Linked DNA regions of Homo sapiens: all the other regions are linked to region 2. A link is an interaction called in ENCODE POLR2A ChIA-PET data of the cell type or tissue named here. Cell type or tissue: Panc1. All regions are shown on one strand. Each heading gives the region's core, and the rest is flanking DNA. Links, peaks and the distances in the headings are about the cores only. Region 1 overlaps SRP54-AS1 (SRP54 antisense RNA 1). Region 2 has its middle 37 kb from the start of CFL2. Region 3 has its middle 18 kb from the start of CFL2.

The links. Peaks named below come from ENCODE experiments on the same cell type or tissue, not always from the same donor. Only the 100,000 strongest peaks of a DNase experiment are listed, where the experiment ranks them.
Region 1: POLR2A ChIA-PET joins it to region 2 with 5 read pairs; 4 of 35 experiments call an interaction of 5 or more read pairs at or near these places.
Region 3: POLR2A ChIA-PET joins it to region 2 with 7 read pairs; 10 of 35 experiments call an interaction of 5 or more read pairs at or near these places.

What each region holds. Positions count from the first base shown.
Region 1 is chr14:34,935,109-34,939,973 of GRCh38, forward strand. The region is part of intron 2 of SRP54-AS1 (SRP54 antisense RNA 1); the gene reads right to left. It also overlaps the pseudogene IGBP1P1. Among named protein-coding and RNA genes, the nearest start is that of SRP54-AS1, 45 kb to the right of the region's middle. In Panc1, for the core only: no CTCF peak of the experiment used is centred there; no DNase peak of the experiment used is centred there.
Region 2 is chr14:34,675,578-34,680,442 of GRCh38, forward strand. It overlaps the pseudogene RNU6-1261P. Among named protein-coding and RNA genes, the nearest start is that of CFL2, 37 kb to the right of the region's middle. In Panc1, for the core only: no CTCF peak of the experiment used is centred there; a DNase peak (open chromatin) is centred at 2,481; H3K4me3 peaks cover 416 bases; H3K27ac peaks cover 1,596 bases.
Region 3 is chr14:34,730,483-34,735,347 of GRCh38, forward strand. No RefSeq gene overlaps it. Among named protein-coding and RNA genes, the nearest start is that of CFL2, 18 kb to the left of the region's middle. In Panc1, for the core only: no CTCF peak of the experiment used is centred there; no DNase peak of the experiment used is centred there.

The sequences.
Region 1 (4,865 bases), core at 803-3,302, 260 kb after region 2:
ATCGGTTGGCAACTATCTAAGTTTTTCCTAGGCAATACCTCCCGTGGCTGGGTAAAGAATATATCTTCTCACATGCATATTAATTTCTTTGAGTGAAATCTGAGTTAGGTGTAAGTTAATATTTATCAAACAGAATCTATATTAGTTATCTCTTGCTGTATGAAAAATTACCCCCAAACTTGGTGCCTTAAAGCAATAAACAATTATTTTCTTACAGAGTCTATGAGTAAGGAAGCTAGGCAAAGCTTAGTTGGGTCTCTTGGCTCTGGGTTTCTCATAAGGCTGTATAAAAGGTGTTGAGCGGGTGCTGCAGTCATCTTAAGGCTTGACTAGGTGTTGATGTTGGTAGGACTTAGTCCCTATCAGGGTGTTGCACTCAGGGCCTCCGTTCCTCACTGGCTGTTGACTAGAGGCTACCCTCCGTTTTTCTGCCATATGGACCTATCCTTTGGATTGTGACCTATCCTTTGGAAATTGCAACATGGCAATTTCCTACATTGGAATGAGCAAGTGAGAGCGCAAGAGAGAGAGGAAGATGAAAGTCACAGTCTTTTGTAACCTAATCTCAGATGTGACATTCTGTCACTTTGCCATATTCTATTCTTTTGAAAGAGGTCATTAGGTCCGGCCCAAGCACAAGAGGAGGAAATTACACAAGGATGTGAAAACCAGAAGGTACGGTGCTTAGGAGTCATTTTAGATGCAGCCTACCACAGTAACTCAGAAAGAAGGAAATACAAAAAGTAAAAATGCTTCAACAACAAGTGCTACTAAAAAAAAAAAAAAAAAAAAAAAAAAAGAATAGGCCGGGCACGGTGGCTCACGCCTGTAATCCTAGCACTTTGGGAGGCCGAGGTGGGCGGATCACGAGGTCAAGAGATCGAGACCATCCTGGCTAACACGGAGAAACCCTGTTTCTACTAAAAATTAAAAAAAAATTAGCTGGGCGTGGTGGCGGGTGCCGGTAGTCCCAGCTACTCGGGAGGCTGAGGCAGGAGAATGGCGTGAACCCGGGAGGCGGAGCTTGCAGCGAGCAGAGATCGCGCCACTGCACTCCAGCCTGGGAGACAGAGCGAGACTCCGTCTCAAAAAAAAAAAAAAAAAAAAAAAAAAAAAAAAAAAAAAAAGAATAGAAAAAGGAAAAAAAGTAAAAATGCTAACTCAGCTAAGCATCGTAATTAAAGAATATCTTTTGTATGCAGAGATGGCATTATTGATGATGATTCCTTTGGGATAGGTGGTCGGGAATAGAAAGACTGCTAATTGAAGTAAGAATACTTTTCACAAAAACAAAGATGGTTCTATGATTTATAGCCATTGTTCACCACTTGTAGAGTTCCTTGCTGTTTTTTACTTTACAAACAATTTTTATAGTGAAGCAAACATTAAACATGAATCAGCAAAGTGGTACTGTGATTTACAACTCAAAAACAATTCTGGGATACACCAATCAATCAGTAAGAATTTACTGAGCACCTACATATGCTAGAAAGTTACTGATACTAGAAAAGTATAAAACAGTATCTGCCCTCAACCTGCCCTCAAGTCTGTGGCAGGTATCGAAAATCTATGCAATAGGAATTAACCCTTTACTAGGGTATTGTATCAGATCCTGGGCTCTAAATTCAAGAGATGAAGAAAATGGGAAAAAATCCAGAGGCATGATTAACCAAAGGATTAAAAATTAGAAAACACAAAATAGCAACAACAACAACAACAAAAATTAGAAAACAGAATTTATGTGGAAAGTTTAAAGGCACATTGCTTATTTAACCTGAGGAAGGTGAAAGTTGCTTTAGTAATCATCTTTAAGTTTATGAATAGTTACACAGGAGATGGAAATAAATGTTTGTGCCCTCAATGAGAAATCTACAGGGCTGGGTGTGGTGGCTTGTGCCTGTAATCCCAGCACTTTGGGAGGCCGAGGCAGGCAGATCACCTGAGGTCAGGAGTTCGAGACCAGCCTGACCAACATGGAGAAACCCTGTCTCTACTAAAAATACAAAAAATTAACCGGGCGTGGTGATGCTTGCCTGTAATCCCAGCTACTCAGGAGAATCGCTTGAACCCGGGAGGCAGAGGTTGCGGTGAGCTGAGATTGAGCCATTGCACTCCAGCCTGAGCAACAAGAGCAAAACTCTGTCTCAATAAATAAATAAATAAATAGTTCTGAAGTCCCTTCTAAGTTCAGTTAAGTTCCACATACTAGATAGAGGCAGGAAAATGTGAAAAAAAAAAAGTTTTTATTAAAAAAAAGAGACATCTACAAGAGAATTGGATTTCTAATATAGTATATACATTAAAAAGTCTTAGAATACATATATTAAGAGAAAATTGTTTAGGAAGGCTCAATGACTTTTTTTTTCTTTAGGGCTTCTTTACAAAACGTTTCCTCACTGTTTTGACAATATCATGAAAAAAATTCAGTTTAGAATCTAGAACTGACCTGGATGGGATTCACAGGGACTGCACAGTCCCTGATTCCTCCCCGACGGTGGGAGCTTAGCTACTAGAAACAGGAACTCAGTTGGTGTCTCGAGTCAGACAAGAAAGGGGAGGCCAGGCCAGAGGCGCCACGGAACTCCCCTTAGTTCTGAATGACAACTTTTAAACCTGCAAGGTCTTTGCTCTGGAGGGAGACATTAACTTTATTATACAGGAAAGTAAACAAGTCTGATATCTGCTCTGAAGGGAAATACTATCTCTAAATTAAGGCTCACCTGTAATCCCAGTGCTTTGAAAGACCAGGGCGGTGGCTGGGTTTTGTGGCTCACGCCTGCAATCCCAGCACTTTGGGGGGCTGAGGCAGGAGGATCCCTTGAGCCCAGAAATTTGAGACCAGCCTTGGCAACACAGGGAGACCTCATCTCTATATAAAATTGAAAAATCAGCTGGGCATGGGGGCACGTGTCTGAAGCCCTAGCTACTCAGGAGGCTGAGGAATGCACCACCACACTATAGCCTGGGCAACAGTGAGACTGTGTCTCAAAAACAAACAAAAAACTATATTTGACTATTCTGAATATACCATATTGAGATAAACTTGCTGTTCTCAAGAGCCCCTTTACATAATAAGATCAGATAAATTATAATTGTTGAGGTTTTTATACTTTTTTTTTTTTTTTTTTGAGATGAAGTCTTGCTCTGTCGCCAGGCTGGAGTGCAGTGGTGCAATCTAAGCTCACTGCAGCCTCTGCCTCCCAGGTTCAAGTGATTCTCCTGCCTCAGCTACCCTAGTAGCTGGGATTATAAGTGCGCACCACCACACCCAGCTAATTTTTGTATTTTTAGTAGAGATGAGGTTTCACCATGTTGGCCAGGATGGTCTTGATCTCTTGATCCGCCTGCCTCGGCCTCCCAAAGTGCTGGGATTACAGACGTGAGCCACCATGCCTGACACCCCCTGCCCTTTTTTTTCTTTGAGACAGAGTCTCACTCTGTTGCCCAGGCTGGAGTGCAGCACAATCTCGGCTCACTGCAACCTTCGCCTCCCGGGTTCAAGCGATTCTCCTGCCTCAGCCTCCTGAGTGGCTGGGACTACAGGCGCCCACCACCACGCCCGGCTAATTTTTTTGTATTTTTAGTAGAGATGGGGTTTCATCGTGTTGGCCAGGATGGTCTCAATCTCTTGACCTCATGATCCGCCCGCCTCAGCCTCCCAAAGTGCTGGGATTACAGGCGTGAGCCACTGTGCCCAGCCAGGGTTAAAATCTTTTAGAACAATTATTATGCTGCTGTATTAGGAAAGCACATCCTTCCCACTTAGTAACCATCCCATTTAGCCCCCCAAAGGAGCAAAAGATGCTTTGTTCTTAGATGATTAGTGGAAGATGATAACCACATCTGTACCCACTGGCACCCTTACACAGTAACATTTCTGCTGTGCCTTCCCTTTTGTCAGAGGTAGCCTTCCGGGCGCATTTCATCCATTTGACAGGAGTGCTGACAAGAAACTCTTAGGTGATCAGGATCTAATAAGCCTGCGAGAGAGGTGGTTGTGTTAAAACCCCTTTTCAGTTGTACCCCCTTTATAAAAACTGTGTTTGAAACTTTCCACACCTCTTCTTGGCCCAAAGGTGATTATTTTTGTTCGGAAATTGTGAGATAACTCATCTGAGGTGAGGTTTTCTTTTAGTACTCCCAGGAGAAGATATATTTCTCTTTTCACTTTGAAAGTTTTCCTTTAAAAATAATTTCTTGTTTGTCCCTCTCCAAGATGGCTGCTGAAGACAAATTACTGCTGCCACAGCTCCCCGAGCTGTTTGAAACCAGCAAACAGCTTCTGGATGATGTAGAAGTAGTGACTGAACCTGCCGGTTCCCGGATAGTCCAGAAGAAGGTGTTCAAGGGCCTGGACCTCCTTGAGAAGGCTGCCGAAATGTTATCGCAGCTTGACTTGTTCAGCTAAAATGAAGATTTGGAAGTGATTGCTTCCACCGACCTGAAGTACCTGTTGGTGCCAGTGTTTCAAGGAGCCTTCACCATGAAACAAGTCAAGCCCAGCAAGCGTCTAGATCATTTGCAGTGGGCTCAAGAGCACTATAAACTAATTAACTGTGCCATTGCTATCAGGTGGCAGAGCTTGAGCTGCCGAAAACCAAGAACTCAGCTGAAAAATCACACTGCTAATTTCTCCATGGCTTATCCTAGCCTCATTGCTATGGCATCTCAAAGACAGGCTAAAAGAGAGAGACACAAGCAGAAGGAGTTGGAGCACAGGTTGTCTGCAATCAAATCTGCTGTGGAAACTGGTCAAGCAGATGATGAGCGTGTTCGTGAATATTATCTTCTTCACCTTCAGAGGTGAACTGATATCAGCTTAGAAGAGATTGAGAGCATTGACCAGGAAATAAAGATCCTGAGAG
Region 2 (4,865 bases), core at 1,477-3,976:
CCCAGCACTTTGGGAGGACAAGGCAGGCAGATTTGCTTTGAGCTCAGGAGTTAGAGACCAGCCTGGGTAACATGGCAAATCCCTGTCTCTACCAAAAAAATATACAAATATTAGCCAAGCATGGTGTCTTGTGCCTGTAGTCCCAGCTACTCAGGAAGGTGAGGCTGGAAGATCACTTGAGCCTGGGAGGCAGAGGTTGCAGCAAGCCAAGATCACGCCACTGCATGCCAGCCTCGGTGACAGAGTGAAACTCTGCCTCAGAAAAAAAGAAAAAGAAAAAGAAAAGAAAATAGTCTATTAAAAGCAATAATCCATGCTCACTTCAACAGCATGTGTATTAAAAATTGCAACAATACAGAGATTAGCACTGACCCTGCCCAGGCAGACACACACATTTGTGAAATGTTCCATATTTAAAATAATAATGAGAATCCAATGTTCTTGTATCAGTGTTCCCCATTATTAAATTTGTTCTTTTAATGAGTCACCTAGTGATACAGGTTTCCAGGAGATAATATACCCATGATTATCAGGATTTCTTTCTTTTTTTTGAGATGGAGTTTCCCTGTGTTGCCCAGGCTGGAGTACAGTGGTGTGATCTCGGCTCACTGCAGCCTCTGCCTCCCAAATTCAAGCGATTCTCCTGCCTCAGCCTCCTGAATAGCTGGGATTACAGGTGTGCGCCACCACACCTGGCTAATTTTTGTATTTTTAGTAGAGACAGGATTTCACCATGTTGGCTAGGCTGGTCTCAAACTCCTGACCTCACGTGGTCTGCCCACCTCGGCCTCCCAAAGTGCTGGGATTACAGGCATGAGCCACTGTGCCTGGCCAGGATTTCTTTTATTATTTATTTATTTTTATTTTTGAGACAGGGCCTTGCTCTGTTACCCAGGCTGGAGTGCAGTGGCACAATAATAGCTCTGGCTAATTTTTTTTTTTAATTTTTTTGTAGAGACGGGGACGGTGGTGGTTTCCCTATGTTACCCAGGCTGGTCTTGAACTCCTGGGCTCAAGCGATCCACCTACCTCGGCTTCCCAAAGTGTGGGATTACAGGCGTGAGCCACCACATCTGGCCTACTAGGATTTCTTAATCATCAGCACTCTTGTCTGAATCCACATTCATTGCCTGAACTCAAATGTAGTGGAGACCTATTTTCACATCAGCCTTTAATTAACCCTGCAAAACACTGACATGCTCTGAGCAGCCTGGCAGGACAGCAAACCATGCTCTTTTTCACCTTTTACAACCAGTGTACAAAATAGGATTATCATTTCCCCACAGACATCAAGAAATAACTAGAAGTTTACCAGGAATAAACTGTTAGGTGCCTCAGTTGCAGCAAAGTTCTTCTGGAGGTTGGAGGAAAGCTAATATTTGCTGAAGACCTAGTATTCAGGCATTTGGCAGGTGTTCAGCACACACAATCTCATTTCATGCCTCTGTGACCATGTCTACCTTATGGCTAGGGAAACTAAAGTTGCCCAAGGATACTCAGCTAGCTAGTGGCAGAGGTAGAAAGAAGCAAACCCAGATATTTTTGGCTCCACGTGCCTTTTCTTCAGAGGAGCTACCTCGACCTGCATTCAAACACTGCCACAATTATCCCTGCCACTTGCTGGGGTATGCTTCACAGTGGGGTCCATTTGCAGTGATTTCTGATTTTCCATATTTTAGAATTTTCCTGTTGCTTGCAATATGTCTTCTGTTCTTATGAAACTGCCCAAAACCAGGGCAATGGAGGTTTTTTTTTTTTTAAGGATCTTTTTTGTAGGGGCTGGATGGTGGGGGGTGGAGGTTGGGTGAGGGCAATGAAGGGAGATTGGTTTTTTATTCTGCGTACTTCCATAATGTTTGATTATTTTATGGTTAGAATGTATTCATGCATTACTTTTTTTTTGAAAAACAGAGAAGGCACCGGGCAAGGTGGCTCACGCCTATAATCCCAGCATTTTGGAAGGCCGAGGCGGGTGGATCACAAGGTCAGGAGTTCAAGACCAGCCTGACCAACATGGTGAAACCCCGTCTCTATTAAAAATCCAAAAATTAGCTGGGCATGGTGGCGCGCGCCTATAATCCCAGCTACTCAGGAGGCTGAAGCAGGAGAATTTCTTGAACCCGGGAGGCGGAGGTTGCAGTGAGCCGAGATCATGCCACTACACTCCAGCCTGGGCAACAGAGCGAGAGAGACTCCGTCTCAAAAAAAAAAAAAAAAAAAAAAAAAAAACAGAGAGAGAAGGAAAAAAAGCAGCTTTCTAGGCAAATACATGAAAACAATGTAGAAAGAGCCACAGTGCAGTATATATTCTATTTTTATGTTATATTTATAGTAATTTGAATATAAAGACCTCTGTTGAGAGGAAAAAAAGAGGACCAAAGTTTCATTATATGAATATTTGCTTCTCTTTGTCCCTCACACCCTACACACAGAAACACAAACAAAAGCCTCTCATTGTTTCCCCTGATGGAACAACGATGACTAAGTGGCTGCATAAATCATCCAGAGTTACCAAAACTTCATTCCCAGTCATTTGACACCATTTAGGGAGGACTGTGTTGGAAATGTGCAGCTGTTAAAGGCCCCACCACCCCCACTTAAGAATTAGGAGGCGTAAGAATAGGAAAGTAGTCAATACTACAGTCTCTAAGTGGAATATGGGTGTTTCATTTAAAGTTATTCCATCAATTTGAGGGTGAAAATATAATTCTCCCTTCCTTTGTCATAACTCAGGCACAGACTGTTTTCAAAATAAATTGAAGGCGAGAAGATTGAAAATTTTAGAGTTCGACTTGCAAATTAGAACCCGATGAATTTATTCACAGTCCAGTAGACAACTCTACAGTAAGGTTTGTACTGGTAAACTGGAGTGCTGTGGGGTTAATTTCTCAGAGATGAAGAACGGGTTAATAATCTCACCCTGATTATTCAGTATCTACTGAAAAGTGTTTACCACAGAGACGCAAGACAATAGAGACTGCATGCCACGTCCCCCTCTGCTATGACATACTCACACTGCTTTCAAACCATATTAATACCATGGATTGTGAATGCTCTACTCATTCTAGTTATTCGGGCAAAAATTCTCTTGTTAGTTGGCAAGAGCACCTCAAACCTCTTTTCAACCATCAGCAGTTAGTACTTTACTTTCCCTTGCTCACACCACCTGAATAATCAGGAATGCCTCTGTATTCATCAGTGCCTCCTTCACGGGGCAAATTGTGTATACTATACATATACACACACATATATACACACATATGCCCATATATGTATATATACATATATAGAGCTATATACTTATATGTGCATGTGTGCATGCGCGTGGGTGTGCACGTGTGTGTGCATGTGTGTGCATGTGTGTGTGTGCACATATGTGTGCGTGTGTGTGTGTGTATAGTGGCATGCACCATATAACAACATTTCAGTGAACCACAAACCACATATACAACAGTGGTCCCATAAGATTATAACACCATAGGCCGGGCGTGGTGTCTCACACCTGTAACCCCAGTACTTTGGGAGGCTGAGGTGGGCGGATCACCTGAGGTCAGAAATTCGAGACCAGCCTGGCCAACATGGTGAAACCCCGTCTCTATTAAAAATACAAAAATTAGCTTGGTGTGGTGTCACACGACTATAATCCTAGCTACTCGGGAGGCTGAGGCAGGAGAATTGCTTGAACCTGGGAGGTGGAGGTTGCAGTGAGTCAAATGCACACCGCTGCACTCTAGCCTGGGCAACAGAATGAGACTCCGTCTCAAAAATAAACAAATAAATAAATAAATAAAAAGATTATAACACCATATTTTTACTGCACTTTTTCTGTTTTTAGATGTGTTTAGATACACAAGTACCATTGTGTTACCACTGCCTACAGTATTCAGTACAGTAACATGGTGTACAGGTATGTAGCCTAGGAGCAATAAGCTGCACCATATAGCCTAGGTGTGTAGTAGCCATATCATCTAGGTTCGTGGTAAGTACATTTGATGATGCTCACACAATGATGAAATTGCCTAACGATGCTTTTCTCAGAATGTATTCTTCATGGTTAAGTAATACATGGCTGTGGGGATATTTGTATGTGTGTGTATATATATATATATATATATATATATATATATATATATATATAGACACACACACACACACACACACACACACATATATATTCATGTGTCTTAAGAAACTGAGAGTTGGCCGGGCGTGGTGGCTCACTCCTGTAATGCCAGCATTTTGGGAGGCCGAGGCGGGCGGATCACAAGGTCAGGAGATCGAGACCATCCTGGCTAATACGGTGAAATCCTGTTTCTAAAAATACAAAAAATTAGCTGGGCGTGGTGGTGCGCGCTTGTAGTCCCAGCTACTTGGGAGGCTGAGGCAGGAGAATGGCGTGAACCTGCGAGGTGGGGCTTGCAGTGATCTGAGATTGCGCCACTGCACTTCAGCCTGGGCGATAGAGCAAGACTCTGTCTCAAAAAAAAAAAAAAAAGAAAAGAAACTGAGAGTTACATAAATTTTCTCTTTTTTGAGACAGAGTCTTGCTCTGTTGCCCAGGCTGGAGTGCAGTGGCAGGATCTGAGCTCACTGCAACCTCCGCCTCCGGGTTCAAGTGATTCTCCTGCGTCAGCCTCCCAAGTAGCTGGTAGTACAGACACCTGCCACCACGCCCGGCTAATTTTTGTGTTTTTAGTAGAGACAGGGTTTCACCATGTTGGCCAGGCTGGTCTCGAACTCCTAACCTCAGATGATCCACCCGCCTTGGCCCCCCAAAGTGTTGGGATTACAGGCGTGAGCCACCGTGCCCAGCCAGATTTTCCTTTTGCCTGCCTTTCTGTTTTTTTCTCTGATCTTTTAAAAAT
Region 3 (4,865 bases), core at 1,128-3,627, 55 kb after region 2:
ATCGCTTTGGCTGTTTGGGGTCTTTTGTGGTTCCACCTGAATTTTAGAATTTTTTCTTCTATTTCTGTGAAAACTGGCATTGGAACTTTAATAGAGATTACACAGAATCTGTAGATTTCTTGAGTGGTGTAGACATTTTAACAATATTCTTCTAATCCATGAACATAGGATATCATTCCATTTATTTTTATCTTCTTCAATTTCTTTATCAATCTTTTATTGTCCTCAATATACAGGTCTTTCATCTCTTTGGTTAAATTTACTCCTAATTTTTTTTTTGGTGCTATTGTAAATGGGATTGTTTTCCTATTAATTTCTCCTTCAGATAGTTTTTAGTGTATAGAAATGCTACTGATATTTGTATGTTAATTTTTTTTTTTTTTGAGACAGAGTCTCACTCTGTTGCCCAGGCTGGAGTGCAGTGGTATGATCGTGGCTCACTGCAACCTCTGCCTTCTGGGTTCAAGTGATTCTCCTGCCTCAGCCTCCTGAGCAGCTGGGACTACAGGCGTGCACCACCAAACCCGGCTAATTTTTGTATTTTTAGTAGAGATGGGGTTTCACCATGTTGGCTAGGCTGGTCTCGAACCCCTGACCTCAAGTGATCTGCCCGCCTCGGCCTCCCAAAGTACTCTCTTTGGCCTCCCATGCCTGGCCGTATACCAAACATCTAAAGAAGAACTAATATCAACCCTTCTCAAACTCTTCCTAAAAACTGAAGAGGAGGGAATACTTCCAAACTCATTTTAGAAGGCCAGCACTGCCCTTATGCCAAAGGCAGACAAGGACACTATAAGAAACCTATAAGCCAGGCTGGGTGTGGTGGCTCACGCCTGTACTCCTAGCACTTTGAGAAGCCAAGGCGGGTGGATCACCTGAGGTTAGGAGTTTGAGACCAGCCTGGCCAACATGGTGAAACCCCATCTCTACTAAAATTACAAAAATTAGCCGGGTGTGGTGGTGCATGCCTGTGGTCCCAGCTACTCGGGAGGCTGAGGCAGGAGAATCACTTGAACCTGGGAGGCGGAGGTTGCAGTGAGCCTCAGTCGTGCCACTGCACTCCAGCCTGGGTGACAGAGCGAGATTCCGTCTCAAAACAAACAAGCAGAAATCCTCGACAAAACATTAGCAAACCAAATTCAACAGCACATTAAAAAGTTTATTCACCATGTTCAAGCATGATTTATCCCTGTGATACAAGAATGGTTCAACATACATAAATCAGTAAATGTGATACACCATATTAACAAAACGAAGGACAAAAACCACATGATCATCTCAATAGTTGCAGAAAAAGCATTTAACAAAATTCAGTATCCTCTTATGATTAAAAACCCTCAACAATTAGGCATAGAAGGAATGTACCTCAACCCAATAAAAGCCATATATGAAAAGCCCACAGCTAACATCATACTTTCTTTTTTTTGAGATGGAGTCTTGCTCTGTCGCCCAGGCTGGAGTGCAGTGGTATGATCTCAGCTCATTGCAACCTCTGCCTCCTGGGTTCAAGCGATTCTTCCGCCTCCGCCTCCCAAGTAGCTGGGATTACAGGCATGCGCCACTACACCCCAGCTAATTTTTCTACATTTAGTGGAGACGAGGTTTCACCATGTTGGCCAGTCTGGTCTTGAACTCCTGGCCTCAAGTGATCCGCCCGCCTCAGCCTCCCAAAGTGCTGGAATTACAGATGGGAGCCACCGCATCAGGCTGCCTTTTTTTTTGTTTGTTTTAAACGTGGGCATTTGTTGCTATAGACTTCCCTCTCACGACTGCTTTTGCTACATCCCTTAAGTTTTGATATGTTGTGTTTCCATTTTTGTCTGTCTCAAGACATTTTAAATTTTCCTTTTAATTTCTTCTCTGACCCACTGGTTGTTCAGGAGCATGTTGTTTAATTTCCATATATTTGTGAATTTTCCATGTTTCCTCCTATTATTGATTTCTAGTTTCATACCATGTGTTCAGAAGGGACACTTGATATGATTCACTCTTCTTAAATTTGGTAAGACTTGTTTTGTGGACTAACTTGTGGTCTATCTTGGAGAATGTTTCATGTATAATTGAGAAGAATTTATATTTTGTTTGCTAATAGAATCTTCTTTATGTCTAGGATTAGAAGCAATTTATTAGGCTGATGGAACTATGGGGTTTTTGTTTAAGTTTTTAAACTTTTTATGATACAAATTGGGAGAAAAAAGCTGTTTTTTATAGTATTAAATGATACACAGAGATTTTGCATTTACATTTGGAACTCTTTTAAGAATTTCAGAGCGTAAGCGTGAATGAGGCTTGTTAAAAAAAAAACAAACCTTAGACAAATTAAATTTAACATAGTTTAATTGAACAAAGAACTATTTGTGAATTGGGCAGCCTCCTGAACCAGAATAGGTTCAGAGAGACTCTGGAGCTAATGGGTGGTCGAAGAAGATTGATGGACAGGAAAAGGGAAGTGACATACAGAAAATGGAAATGAGGTACAGAAACAGCAGGATCGGTTATAGCTCGGTGTTTGTCTTATTTGAACACAATTTGAACAATTGGCCTCCTGTGATTGACTGAGACTTGGTGATTGGCACAAGAGTCGGTTGTGGTCTGTTTATACATTTAGTTAGGTTACAGTTCACTCTGTATGGAGCAACCTTTAGACCAAACTTAGGATATGGAAGGAGACAACTTTAGGCTAAACTTAATTTAACAGGTTCTACTGATGTCATGAGATTAAAAAAAAAAAAAAAAGAGCTATGTTCCCTGTGTTCTTTTCTCATGAATATAGTTTAATATAGGCTATTAGACCATTCATTCAGAGATACTGGCTGCCTATGTGTATTGTACTTATTTTTCCAAAGGGCTCACGTTGGGTACTCATTTTTGGCAGCCTCCCTCATTACAGGACATCCCTTCAAAGTTACCCATTGACCAGATTCCATTTTGGAATCTGCAGTTATAAACCGGTCTTACTAGTGTAAGGATAAACTGCATTCCAAGAAGCTGAGCCACAGTAATAAAGGAATCCACAGCTCTTTGTTTCCCCAGATTTGTAAATTTTCTTGGATTTCGGTGAACTCATAAATAGGATCTTTAGTTCTCCAGCAAAAAAGATTATGAAATGAAAACTATTTGTTGGCTTTAGTACCTGGGAGAGTGTGTTAGAGAGTTCAGTGTGGAGTGAATATTATCAACTCTTGCAAAAATAATTATGTTGTTAATTATGGCATGAGCTTAATATCCATTGAATTTTATATCAAAATGCATTTTCCTGGCCCTGAAAGTTTTTCTGCACTGGATTTGGAATTGAAGTACAGTTGACCCTTGAACAACATGGGGATTAGGGGCATCAACCATCAACCCTTCACACATTCAGAAATCCACATAGAACTTTTGACCTCAAAAGCTTAACTACTAATAGCCTACTGTGGACCAGAAGCCATACCGGCAACATAAACTGTCACTTTTTTTTTATATATGTGATATGTATTATATACTGTATTTTTACAATAAAGTAAGCTGGAGGAAAGAAAATGTTATTAAGAAAATCATCTGGGGCACAGTGGCTTATGCCTATAATCCCAGCTCTTTGGGAGGCTGAGGCAGGCAGATCACCTGAGGTCAGGGGTTCGAGACCAGCCTGGTCAATATGGCGAAACCCTGTCTCTAATAAAAACACAAAAATTAGCTGGACGTGGTGGCGTGCGCCTGTAATCCCAGCTACATGGGAGGCTGAGGCAGGAGAATCGCTTGAACCCAGACGGGGGAGGTTGCAGTGAGCCAAGATCGCACCACTGCACTGCGGCCTGGGCAACAGAGGGAGACTCCATCTCAAAAAGAAAAAAAATGTTATTAAGAAAATCATAAGGAAGATAAAAATATATTTACTATGTATTAAGTGGAAGTGCGTCATTATAAAGCTCTTTATCCTCCTTATCTTCGTGTTGAATGGGCTGGGGAAGAGAAAAAGGAGGTATTGGTCTTGCTGTCTGTCTCAGGGGTGGCGGAGGCAGAAGAAAATCCATGTCTAGTAGACCCACGCGGTTCAAACCCATGTTGCTCAAAGGCCAGCTGTATATACTTCCTGTGAGTATTTTTAATTAAGAAATTCGTTTTTAAACTGACTGACTTACATTTTACAAATTTGCTTGCTAGAAATTTCTGCTGATAAAAACTCCACACCATACCTGCCGTTACTTATTCCAAATCCTTAGCCCTGTTTGGTCTGTTGAATTTCTCTGATTTTGATTTTTAATTTCTGGGCAGATCACTTTCCCACAGTTGGCAACACACGCGCGCACGCACACACAGACACGCGCGTGCGCGCGCACACACACATATGCACACATACATAAACCCAGACAGACACGGACACACACACATACACATACACACATATACACATACACACACAGACACACACACATACACACAGACACACGCACACACATATACACAGACATACACAGACACATACACACGCACACACACGCACACACAGACACACGCGCACATGTGCACACAGACACACACATACACGTACACACATACGCACATACACCCACATACACACACCCACACATACATGGGCGCGCACATACACATGCGCACACACATACACACGCACACACGTACACACACGCACACACATGCACACACATAGACACGCACACACAGACACACAGACAGGCACACACACACACGCACATACACGCACACACACAGACGCACACATACACGCACACATGCGCACACACGCATACACGCACACACACGTGCACACACATATGTGTATACATACATTTATGTATATATTTTATATACGTATGTTTATATACACACATATATAAATATACTCACACGTATATTTTTATATATTT